Regions from separate parts of the Mus musculus genome. Here region 2 is linked to region 1. A link is a loop called in an ENCODE intact Hi-C map of the cell type or tissue named here. Cell type or tissue: left cerebral cortex. All regions are shown on one strand. Links, peaks and the distances in the headings refer to the core of each region. The heading gives the core; the rest is flanking DNA.

Region 1 (5,375 bases), core at 62-5,061:
ATGGGGGAGGGCCCAGCCCCACTGTGGGTGGAGCCATGCCCAGCAGGTAGTTGTGAGGTGTATTCAAAAGCAGGCTGAGCCAGCAGGGCGGGTGTGTGTGTAGGGGTTGTAAGGGCAGTAACCAGTGTTCCTCCAGGTTCCTGCCCTGTCTTCCTTCAGTGATGGAGTGTGACCTAGGAATTAAAAGCTGAAACAACCCCTTCCTGCTCTAAGGTGGTTTTGATCATAGTGTTTATCAGAGCAACAGAAACCCTCAGACAAGAGTGGACTAGTTTGACAGAAGATAACACACATCCGAAATCCCAGCGCCAGGAGGTGGAGACAAGGGATCCTAAATTTAAGATGATTCTCAGCAGCCGGGCGTGGTGGCGCACACCTTTAGTCCCAGCATTCGGGATGCAGAGGAAGGCACATTTCTGAGTTCGAGGCCAGCCTGGTCTACAAAGTGAGTTCTAGGACAGCCAGGGCTACACAGAGAAACCCTGTCTCGAAAAACCAAACCAAACCAAACCAAAAACCAAAAACAAACCAAAAACAAAAAACCAGATGATTCTCAGCTAAACTCCACCAAGTTCCAGGTTGGCCTGGTCTACTTCACAAAAAAGAACCTTTTTCTTTTTCAAGGAAGAAACTGGGGGACTGGAGAGATTAAGGGCTCAGAGGTTAAGAGTACCGACTGTTTTTCCAGAGCCCCTGAGTTCAATTCTCAGCAACCACATGGTGGCTCTAATCATCTGTAATGGGATCTGATGCCCTCTTCTGGTGTGTCTGAAGACAGCCACAGTGTACTCGAATACATTAAATACATAAATAGATAAATAAATATTTTTTTAAAAAAGAAGAAACTGGGCTTGGGGTGGGGGTAGAGAGATGGCTCAGTGGTTCAAGAGCGATGGTTGCTCTTGCAAAAGAACAAGGTTCGGTTCCCAGCATTCATTGTGGCTTACAACCACCTACATCTCTAGTTCTCTGGCCTCCACAGACACCAGGCACACATGGTGCGCATAAACACGTGCAGGTGAAACAAACAGATAAAGAATCCCCCCCCCCCCAAAACACAGCAGCAATAACCACAACAGACAAAAGCTGAGTGGGTAAAGTGTTTAGCTTGGAAACATAAGATCTGAGCCCCACATCCTCTGTAAAAGCAGGGCCTGAAGCCAGCCAAGTAGCTCAGATGGTAAAAACACCTTCCTGCCTCTAAGGTTGAAGACCTGGGTGTATACATACACACACACACACACATACACACACTATGTAGTAATTCTTTTTTTTTTTTTAAAGCAAGGCTTAGGGCTGGAGAGATGGCTCAGTGGTTTAGAATGCTCACTGTTCTTTGAGAGGACCTGAGTTCAGTTCTCAGGGCCTGTGCCAGGCAGCTCAAAACTGAAACTCCAGCAGCAGGGGATCTGGTGACATCTTCTGGTCTCTAAAGGAATTGCACTCACAAACAATTCTTTTCCCTACCTCTCCCCCACCCCCTCGATTAAAAGTTATGAACGATAGTGTGAAATTGTAATCCCATCACCAGAGAGGCAGATACAGAAGGATGCCTGGGACTAGTTGGTCAGCCTAGCTTCAGGCCAGTGAGAGATACTATCTTTAAAAAAATAAAATAAAATAAAAATAATAATACATTTAATAGGGCAGCTCCACAGGACCAACATCTAGGGTTGCTCTCTGGCCTCTGTACATAAACACACACACACACACACACATACACACACACAGAGGCACACTCCCCCCACTCACGCACACACTCACTCAAAATTCTAAAACCAGATGCTAGTGGCTCATGACTTTAATCCTAGTACTCTGGAGCCAGAGACAAGCAGATCTCTATAAGTTCAAGACCAGCCTGGTAAACAGAACAAGTTCCAAGAAAGCCAGGGTTACACAGAAAAACCCTGTCTAGAAAAAACATAACGAACATAAGTAAAAAATCCTAATATCAAACCCTATCCATCAAGTAAATAAACCAGTTTAAACTGGGAATTTGTAAAAAAGGGAGGTTACAGATAGGACCATAGGACCCATGTCATTGCACCTAGTGGTCAGGAGGGGGCGACAGAGAGACACTCAGCAGAATCAGATTTAGCACATTAAGGTACAACTTAGCTCCTGCAAGTAGGGAAGTCTTTTCCTTTCAAATCTCAGCCAGGCTAGGCAAATGCTCTGTGACTTCGAGAAATTTCCTTCAACTCTCTTGAGTCTATGTTTCCTCCTGGGAGAAGGTAACCGATCCCAGAGTGGTGGCCCACTACTGTAACTTCAACGCTCTGGAAGCTGAGGCAGAAAGGCCACAAATTTGAGGCCAGTCTGGGATACATATCAGGACGCTGTCCCCAAAACGAGTGCGTTTGGAGGCCAGGGAGAGCCATGGGGGCTGTAGGGGGATTGGCTGACTTATATACTGGGTTCCTACCGAGGCTGGAGGTCTAGCCATACTTCCTGGACCCCAGAGGGACAGGAGCAGAAGCACCCAGCAGTGACATCAGCTTAGATAATCACTTGTGTCAGGGGTGGCAACTGGCTAGGGTCTGACTTTAGGCTATCATCAGCCAGGGTCCAAGAGGCCCATGTTTACAAACTAACTCAAGAGCTGGGGTGGAGGGCAGACAGGCTGAGCTAGGGTCAGTCCCAAAGAAGGGACTTTCTGGATCTCTCATTGGTGGAAAGGCAGCCCTCTGTGTTCACAAGTACTGCCTTGTCCCCAGCTTCCTTCCTGAGGAAGTACTCATTTCCCTCATGGTCTGACTGCCAGCTCTGGTCCAGCCTCTGGTCCCACCCAGGGCTCTCTCCACAGTGGGCACCAGGATCCTAGAGTCCACCCAGTTAGCTGCTGCAGCAGGTAAAAATGAGGCCAGGGGCTTCTTTTGTTTGTTTTGTTTACTTTTTTTTTTCAAGATGGGGTCTTGGGGGCTAAGGATATACTTGATTTGATAGGTTCTTGTCTAGAGTGCATAAAGCCCTGGTTCCAGCCCCAGTACCTCATAAACCAGGCTTGGTGAAATACACGAAATCTTAGCAAGCTTGATTTAGCCATGCCCCCAGCCCCTCACTGGGGGATTCTAGGCAGGGGCTCTACCACTGAGCCACACCCCCAGCCCCTCCCTGGGGGATTCTAGGCAGGGGCTCTACCACTGAGCCACGCCCCCAGCCCCTCACTGGGGGATTCTAGGCAGGGGCTCTACCACTGAGCCACGCCCCCAGCCCCTCACTGGGGGATTCTAGGCAGGGGCTCTACCACTGAGCCACTCACCAGCCTTTCACTGGGGATTCCAGAGGAGCTCTCTAGCTTTTGTTTTTTGAAACAATGTTTCTCTGTGTAGCGCCAGGCTGTCCTAGAATTCATTTTGTAGACAAGCAAACCTCAAATTCTGCCTCCCAGGTGGGCCACTATGCTCAGCTTTTTTTCTTTTGTTCATTTGAGATGGTCTCTCACTGACCTGGAGCTAACTTGCTGAATAGACCAGGCAGGCTGCTCAGTGAGCCCTAGCAATTTGCAAAGCTCCACCTCCTCCAAACAGGATTACAAACTGCACCACAAAGCACAGCTGTGTTTTCTCCCCCCCCCCCATCCCATCCACCCCTACACAGATTTTTTTAAATGTGGGTTCCTGGGATTAAACTCAGGTTCTCTTGTTTGCACAGCAAATACTTTATAGACTATGTTATCTTCCTAGCTCCCCAATGCCTCACATATTACCACCAAGCTCCCTGTACCCTATGACAACATTCAAATACATTTGCCATCAATTTTCCCCATTTCCTGAGTTAGCCAGGTCTCCCGGAGGTCATGGGACTGACTGGGTGAAGCCCGTGGTTCCAATGTTATCTCAACGGGGTCTCTGGGTCTTAAGACCAGGGATTCTGCAGCCTTTCTCCATCAACCGGAGGCAGACGCAAAGGGAGTTGCAGGAACAGCAGGGTAGTACCCTGGTCCTGCGCCTGAGCCAGGCAGGTGTCTCCCATGAAGGTTTTGAATTTCCAGAACTGTGCACAAACCCCCACCCCTAATACCAAGTACCTCCCAAACCCCCAGAAGTACCACTTACCAGGCTTTGGGATAAGTCCTTGGAATGGCCTGGAAGGGAAACAGAAGTGAGCTTCAGGGGAAAGGGATGGGGACGAGGTTACCACCAGGTAGATGATGATACTAGCTTGCCAAGGGATTGGTAACAAAAGCCCAGGGTCCTTTTCAGACACTAGCATTCAATGTTTGACTCTTTGAGAGGTCTCATGGAGCCCAGCCTAGCCTTGAATCCTGATGTTCTAGCCAAGGCTGACTCTGAAAGTCTGCTCCTCCTGCTTCTACCGCCTGAGCGCTGAGGTTACAGGTATGCACCACTACTCCTGGTTTATGAGAGCTGGGGATGGGACTCAGGACTTCGTGTGTCCTAGACACGCCATGAAACCAACCAGGCCACTTCCCTAGCTTTTGTTTTTGTTTTAAAGAAAGGGTCTAATTATGAAGGCTGGGCATAACTTTATGGTTATGAAGGTTAACCCATAACCTTCCTGCCTCTGCTTCCTGTGTGCTGGGATTCGAGGCCTGTTTTGGGATCTGTACCGTGTGAGCATGTGCACGGGGGGTGGGGGAGAGAAGTAGTCTTGTTTATGTGCACACATGCATGCCAAAGGTCGCCTTCCAGAATCTTCCTTCATCAGTCTACTTTTCTTTGTTTCCTTTTTGAGCAAAGGTTTTTTTTCACCAAACACGGAGCAAGTCATTTAGCGCGACTGGCTAGCTGTAGTCCCTCTCCAACACCCCCTACTATAGGAACTTCTGGAGCCAGCTCCCAATCCCAGCCAGGCTAGTCTGAGCTCTTCCTCATCAAATACCTGGTGACCGTGAACTTGATCTTGTCAGCCACAGAGAGAATCCTTTCCAGGTTCTGGGAGCCAAAGGTGCAGGGTTTGCGGAATGGGATCCCGGGGGGTAGGCCTTCAATGATTACCGAGCCTGGGTTGCTTTTGATTCTCTTGTAGGGCACCTGCACTGGGTATTTGATGCCCAGAGCTTCACCTGGATAGGAGAGAGGCAGTTGTACCAGTCAGGAGCAAGAGGCCGAACAGACGGGGCAGGAGGAGTCTGGGGGCTTCTCTCCCAGAGGGCTGAGGATCTTTGTGGAAGATGGGAGAAGTTGTACGTGAACAGGACTTGGAGATCAATAATATGTGTACTGTGCAGAGTTGCTGGTGGGAATCCACGCTGGATGGGCCTCGAATACATGGCTCCTGATACTGGGTTAGGCAATGCTTAATGTTTCTCAGCCTCTCGGCTGTACCGCTGGGCCTCCCAGATGGAAACATAAGCTCTTCCCCGGACTGAGGTATTCAGCTTCAGGGTCAGTCTTAGGAATGTGACCCAG
Region 2 (5,375 bases), core at 133-5,132, 110 kb after region 1:
TATACCTGTAGATATGACTGTCCACTTGTGCTTGTGCAAGAGCATGTGTTTATGTGCATACAAGGTGTTTGTGTGTATATGCATATATACATATATGCATGTTTGGCTTGTATATATGTGGTATGTGTGCTTGAGTATATATGCACACACACATATATGTGTGTGTGTGTGTGTGTATAGTACAGGTGTGTCTATGAGTATCCATGTATGTATGTATATTGTATAGGCATATTTTTCTGTGTGAGCTGTGTGGATATGTGCTATTAATGTGTATATTTATGTTTACATGTATATGCAATGGGTGTGCAAGTGTAGATATGTGTACATGTTTTTTTTGTTTTGTTTTGTTTTGTTTTTGAGACAGGGTTCTCTGTGTAGCCCTAGCTGTCCTGGAACTCACTCTGTAGACCAGGTTGGCCTCAAAGTCAGAAATCTGCCTGCCTCTGCCTCTGCCTCTGCCTCTGGAGTGCTGGGATTAAAGGAGTACGCCACCACTGCCCGGCTTTTTTTGTTTTGTTTTGTTTTTTTTATGTGTACATAAACAATATATGTTAATATATGTGTATGCATGTATTAGTCAGTGTTCTCTGCTCCAGCTACGTTAACACTGCTAGATATGAAAGGAAAGTTCAAGAATCCAGTAGTTTCTCAGTCCATGAAGCTGGAAGTCTCAGCTGGTCTTTGCTGTACACTGCAATCCTGAAGAAGCAATCTCTAATGCCAGTGAAGGAATGGGAGAGCTAACAAGGCAAGAGCAAACAGAGAAAGCAAAAGCTTCCTTTTCCTCCTCCTTCTGGGTCCTTAGATAGGCTTTGAGCAGAAGGTGTGGCCCAGATTAAAGGATATTTTTCCCCCAACTCAAGTGATGATCTGGATTAAAGGTGTGTCTGCCTGCTTCACGATCCAAATTAAAGGTGTGTCTTTTTCAATTTCCAATTAAGCAAAAATCCCTTACAAGTGTGCCCTACATTGTGGGGTTTTAGTTAATTCCAGATGTAGTCAAGTTGACAATCAAAAATAGCAACTGCAATGCATGTGTATATAAAGTAAGTGTATGTATAGATACACATGTGCACACATGGATGCTTATACACATATGTGTGTAGTATTGTGTGGATGACTGTATGTGTATACATGTGAATATTCTGGTATGTGTATGTGTGTGTGGATAATTATGAGTGTATGTGCTCATATATCAGTGGACGTCCATATGTGCCTATGTAGTTGTATGTGTACAACATAGTGAGTGAGTGAGGCATGTGCTTACATGAAAAGGCTTCTCTGGAGGATAAGGTTTGAGCTAGAAACTCAGGACCAGGCCAGAGTGGACAGTGGTTCAGAAAGGTTAGCATAGATTAAAGGGGTGTCCTAAAGGTTAGCATAGGTTAAAGGGGTGTCCTAATTTGCTTTCTGTTGCAACAAAACACTGACCAAAATCAAATTGGGGAGGAAAGGGTTTATTTGACTTACAAGTTACAGTCTATCCACCTGTCCACCCATCCATCCATATTTGATTCAGGGCAGGAATCAAAGCAGGGGCCATGGAGGGATGCTGCTTACTGGTCCTTGCCTTGCTCGGCTACCTGCCTAGGAATGGTACCTCCCACAGTGGGCTGGACCCTTGCCCATCAATCATCAACTAAGAACACGCCCCCTAGACCTGCCAGTCTAGGAGGCAATTCCTCAACTGAGGTCCCCTCTTCCCAGGTGTGTCTAGTTGGCAACTGGAGCTTTGACGGGGGTTAGGGGGGTGAAGAACAGAAGGTGGTGGATGCAGCATAGAGCAGGCATGTGGACTGAGTGAGGGCAAAAGGGAGATGCGCCCGATTTGCGAAACAGTCTGGGAAATCCAGTGTGAAGTGGTCCAGTAGGGCAGGGGGAAAGGCAGCTGCTGAGCCACGGAAGGGGCTTTGAGGGTGACTCTGAGGGCAGCATAGGGGACAGCTAGTTCTTCCCTCTGTTGTCACTTGAGAGAAAGGTTCCAGACAAGAGCCAGAACTATGCGTTCTCAATTCAGCAAGGACCCCAGCAAAGGCATGTTGAGTCACTCAACGGCAGACAAGGATCTGGGTATAGGAAGGGGGATCCGAGTCCAGGGACATGAAATCCTACCTAAAGGGTTCCTGGAAATGAATTGAATGTCCCCTTTCTAGCTGGCTTCTGTTGCTAAGATGGATAGGTGGACAGATGGATAGCCACATAGGAGTCTGAACCAAGCCTGGTGGCTTCTTGGGACCACCCCACCAGGGAACTATAGGGCCGGGAGGGAGATACTTTGTGCCTTTCCTGTGCAGGCTTGCCAGTCAGGTTCTATGCCTTTTAAGTGCCATAGAGATGACCGGAAGGTGCAGCAGCTGAGGGCGACACCTTGTGGTGAGTTCTGTGCATTACAGGAGGGACTATAAATATACATGCATACCTTATATGTATGTCATCTCCCACTGTGTCCTCTTCACTGCCCCAACTCACCTTTCTCTTTCTGCCCTGTTTTTTCTTTCTTCTCTTCTCCAATCTCCTCTTTTTTTTCTCCCTTCCTCTCTCTCCCCGACCTCTTCCCTGTCTCCTCCCACTCTACCTATCCTCCCTCTCTTCCTCCCCCTCCTTCACGCCCCCCAGGCCGTCTTTAAATTTACTGTGTAAGCTGGTGCTAAGACCAGGCTGTGGCCTGCTGTAAGTTACTCTATATTGACTAAAACTGCCTTTTTTTCAGGTTGTGTCTTGCCCCCAGGAGTCTCTATTTTGGGGTGGAGGATGACGGCTCCCGCCCAAACGGATCTGCAGACACCATCATTCACGTAGCACAGACTAGTATGTGACTTATTCCTGGGCGTAGAAAGCTGGGTGCAGTGGCACATGCCTTTAATCCCAGCACTCAGGGGGCAGAGGCAGGCGAATTTCCGAGTTCGAGGGTAGCCTGGTCTACAGAATGAGTTCCAGGACAGACAGGGCTACACAGAGAAACCATGTCTCGAGAAACCAAAAAACAAAACAAAACAAAACAGAAAAAAAAAGAGTGACATCCAGGACAATCAAGGGACACACAATGAGACCCTGCCTCAATAAGCAAAAATAAATAAACAAATAAAATTTAATAAGGGTGCCACCCTTCAGGACAAATTGAGACTCTAGGGGCATATGGGTGATTGAAAATATTAGACACACCAAAGAAAGAGTGTAACCCCCTCACCTGGAGCCCTTAAAGTGACGAAGCAGTGGCCCCCACACCTTCTTGTCATCTGACACTCAGTGTGCGAATGAAGGACCAATATACAGAACACTCCAGGCTGCCTCTGGGGTCTCAGCACAGCGTGGTCCCTGGACTAAGAAAAACACTGAGTGCTGTAAGCCAGATTTAATAAAGCATCCTAGAAGCAGAACAGTTATCTGAGAGCTGTAGCCTATGCCCAACTTCAGAGGTTTCACAGGGGAACAATATTAGCAACCGGAGTAAGGGGTTTTTTTAGATTTTAAAATTTTTTTAAAGATTTATTTATTTATTATATGTAAGTACACTGCAGCTGTCTTCAGACACCCCAGAAGAGGGAGCCAGATCTCATTATGGATGGTTGTGAGCCACCATGTGGTTGCTGGGATTTGAACTTGGGACCTTTAGAAGGCCAGTCAGTGCTCTTAACCACTGAGCCATCTCTCCAGCCCCTTAGATTTATTTATGTATTTATTTTATGTATATGAGTACACCATAGCTATACAGATGGTTGTAAGCCTTCATGTGGTTGTTGGGAATTGAATTTCAGGACCTCTGCTCACTCTGGTCAGTCATGCTCGCTCAGTCCCTGCTCGCTCTGACCCAGAGATTTATTTATTATTATACATAAGTACACTGTAGCTGTCTTCAGACGCACCAGAAGAGGGTGTCAGATCTCATGATGGGTGGTTGCTGGGATTTGAACTCAGGATCTTCGGAAGAGCAGTCAGTGCTCTTACCCGCTGAGCCATCTCGCCAGCCCCCTAAGGCATCATTTTAGCCAAGACTGTGGCTGCTTTTTCCTAAGAATCTGCCTGAGACCAAACTGAAGAGTTTCGTTTTTGGTTTTGGAAGACAGAGTTTCTCTGTGTAGCCCTGGTTGGCCTGGAACTCACTCTGTAAACCAGGCTGGCCTCGGACTCAAGAGATCTTCCTGCCTTTATCTCCTGAATAATGGATTCAAGATGTGTGCCACCATGCTTAGCTTAAATTGAAGAGTTCGGGATTTTGTTGTCAGAGGACATTTTAAGACAGCCTAATGGCGACTCTTTCTTGTGGTTATTAATGATCACTCTAATGCATTGGGATTGTTATCTAGAAGGCAAACATAAGGGCAGGTTTCTGGGTACCAGGAACTACCCTTAGTCCTTCAGGAACCTCCCATAGCCTTCCACCAAGGTCAACTACCTCGGAAAGGGCACCTAGTTCCTGGTGACTCCCAGCAGCCTGTGTCGGCTCAGACCCCCACCCTGCTGCGTCTCATTCTGCTCACTCTCCCACTCTCGCTTCTCACTCTGCCTCCCGACCCCTCCCAGAGACAGCTTTGGCAGTTTGCTCCGCAATAAATCTTTCCACCCACGGAGAGGTCTAGTTTAGCAATTTCTCTGCACCGTCGCTTATAGGACATATATAATTACGTTTTACAGCAGGTTACAATTAAGAGATTGCCTTGAAGTCTCAAGAGAGCCCTGTGAACAGTGTTGGAATGAATTCATTTTGAATTATGATATGGCTACAAGCTTACAGGGGCCAGGGAGCAGAATGTGGTGGGTTCTAATGTAAATGGCCCCTGTAGGGTCATGTTTGAATCTTTGGTCCCCAGTTGGTGGAACTGTTTGGGAACAATTAGGAGGTATATAGCCTGTTGGAGGAGGTGTCATTGGGCTTTGAAGTTTCAAAAGCCTAAGCCCTTCCCAGTTAGCTCTTGCTTTCTGCCTTGTGTCTGTAGATCAGATGCAAACTCTCAGCTACTACTCCAGCACCATGCCTGCCTGCCTGCAGCCGTGCCCCTCACCATGATGGTCACGGATCGTGCTTGGAAACTGTAAGCCTTATTAAGTGCATTATTCTGTAAGTTGCCTTGGTCATGGTATTCTGTCACAGCAGAGGAGTAAACCAGGACAGGACCTCAACTGAGAAGATGAAGCCCTTTCCTCCCCAAGTTGCTTTTGGTCATTGCCAGTAATAGATATGTATGACACAGGCCAGACAGTGGTGGCGTATGCACTCAGGAGGCAGAGGCAGGAGGATTTCTAAGTTCGAGGCCAGCCTGGTCTACAGAGTGAGTTCCAGGACAGCCAGGGCTACACAGAGAAACCCTATCTCTGTGTAGAAAAAAAAAAAAATGTATGACATCCAGAGTTTAGAAATATGCTTTGTGTGCGCACGT

What was found. A loop is a pair of places that touch in the nucleus more often than their neighbours do. Peaks named below come from ENCODE experiments on the same cell type or tissue, not always from the same donor. Only the 100,000 strongest peaks of a DNase experiment are listed, where the experiment ranks them.
Region 2: it touches region 1 in a loop (5-fold over the local background); 36 of 42 quality-filtered maps call a loop at or near these places.

What each region holds. Positions count from the first base shown.
Region 1 is chr5:134,372,049-134,377,423 of GRCm38, forward strand. It overlaps Gtf2ird1 (general transcription factor II I repeat domain-containing 1), which reads right to left. Exons shown (of 30, transcript NM_001081464.2): 21 at 4,846-5,029; 22 at 4,059-4,087. Among named protein-coding and RNA genes, the nearest start is that of Gm46925, 26 kb to the left of the region's middle. In left cerebral cortex, for the core only: CTCF peaks have their summits at 766 (motif pointing left), 1,401 (motif pointing left) and 2,056 (motif pointing right); a DNase peak (open chromatin) is centred at 2,075; H3K27ac peaks cover 452 bases.
Region 2 is chr5:134,483,765-134,489,139 of GRCm38, forward strand. No RefSeq gene overlaps it. Among named protein-coding and RNA genes, the nearest start is that of Gtf2ird1, 30 kb to the left of the region's middle. In left cerebral cortex, for the core only: CTCF peaks have their summits at 2,378 (motif pointing left) and 3,511 (motif pointing right); DNase peaks (open chromatin) are centred at 2,365, 2,697 and 4,536.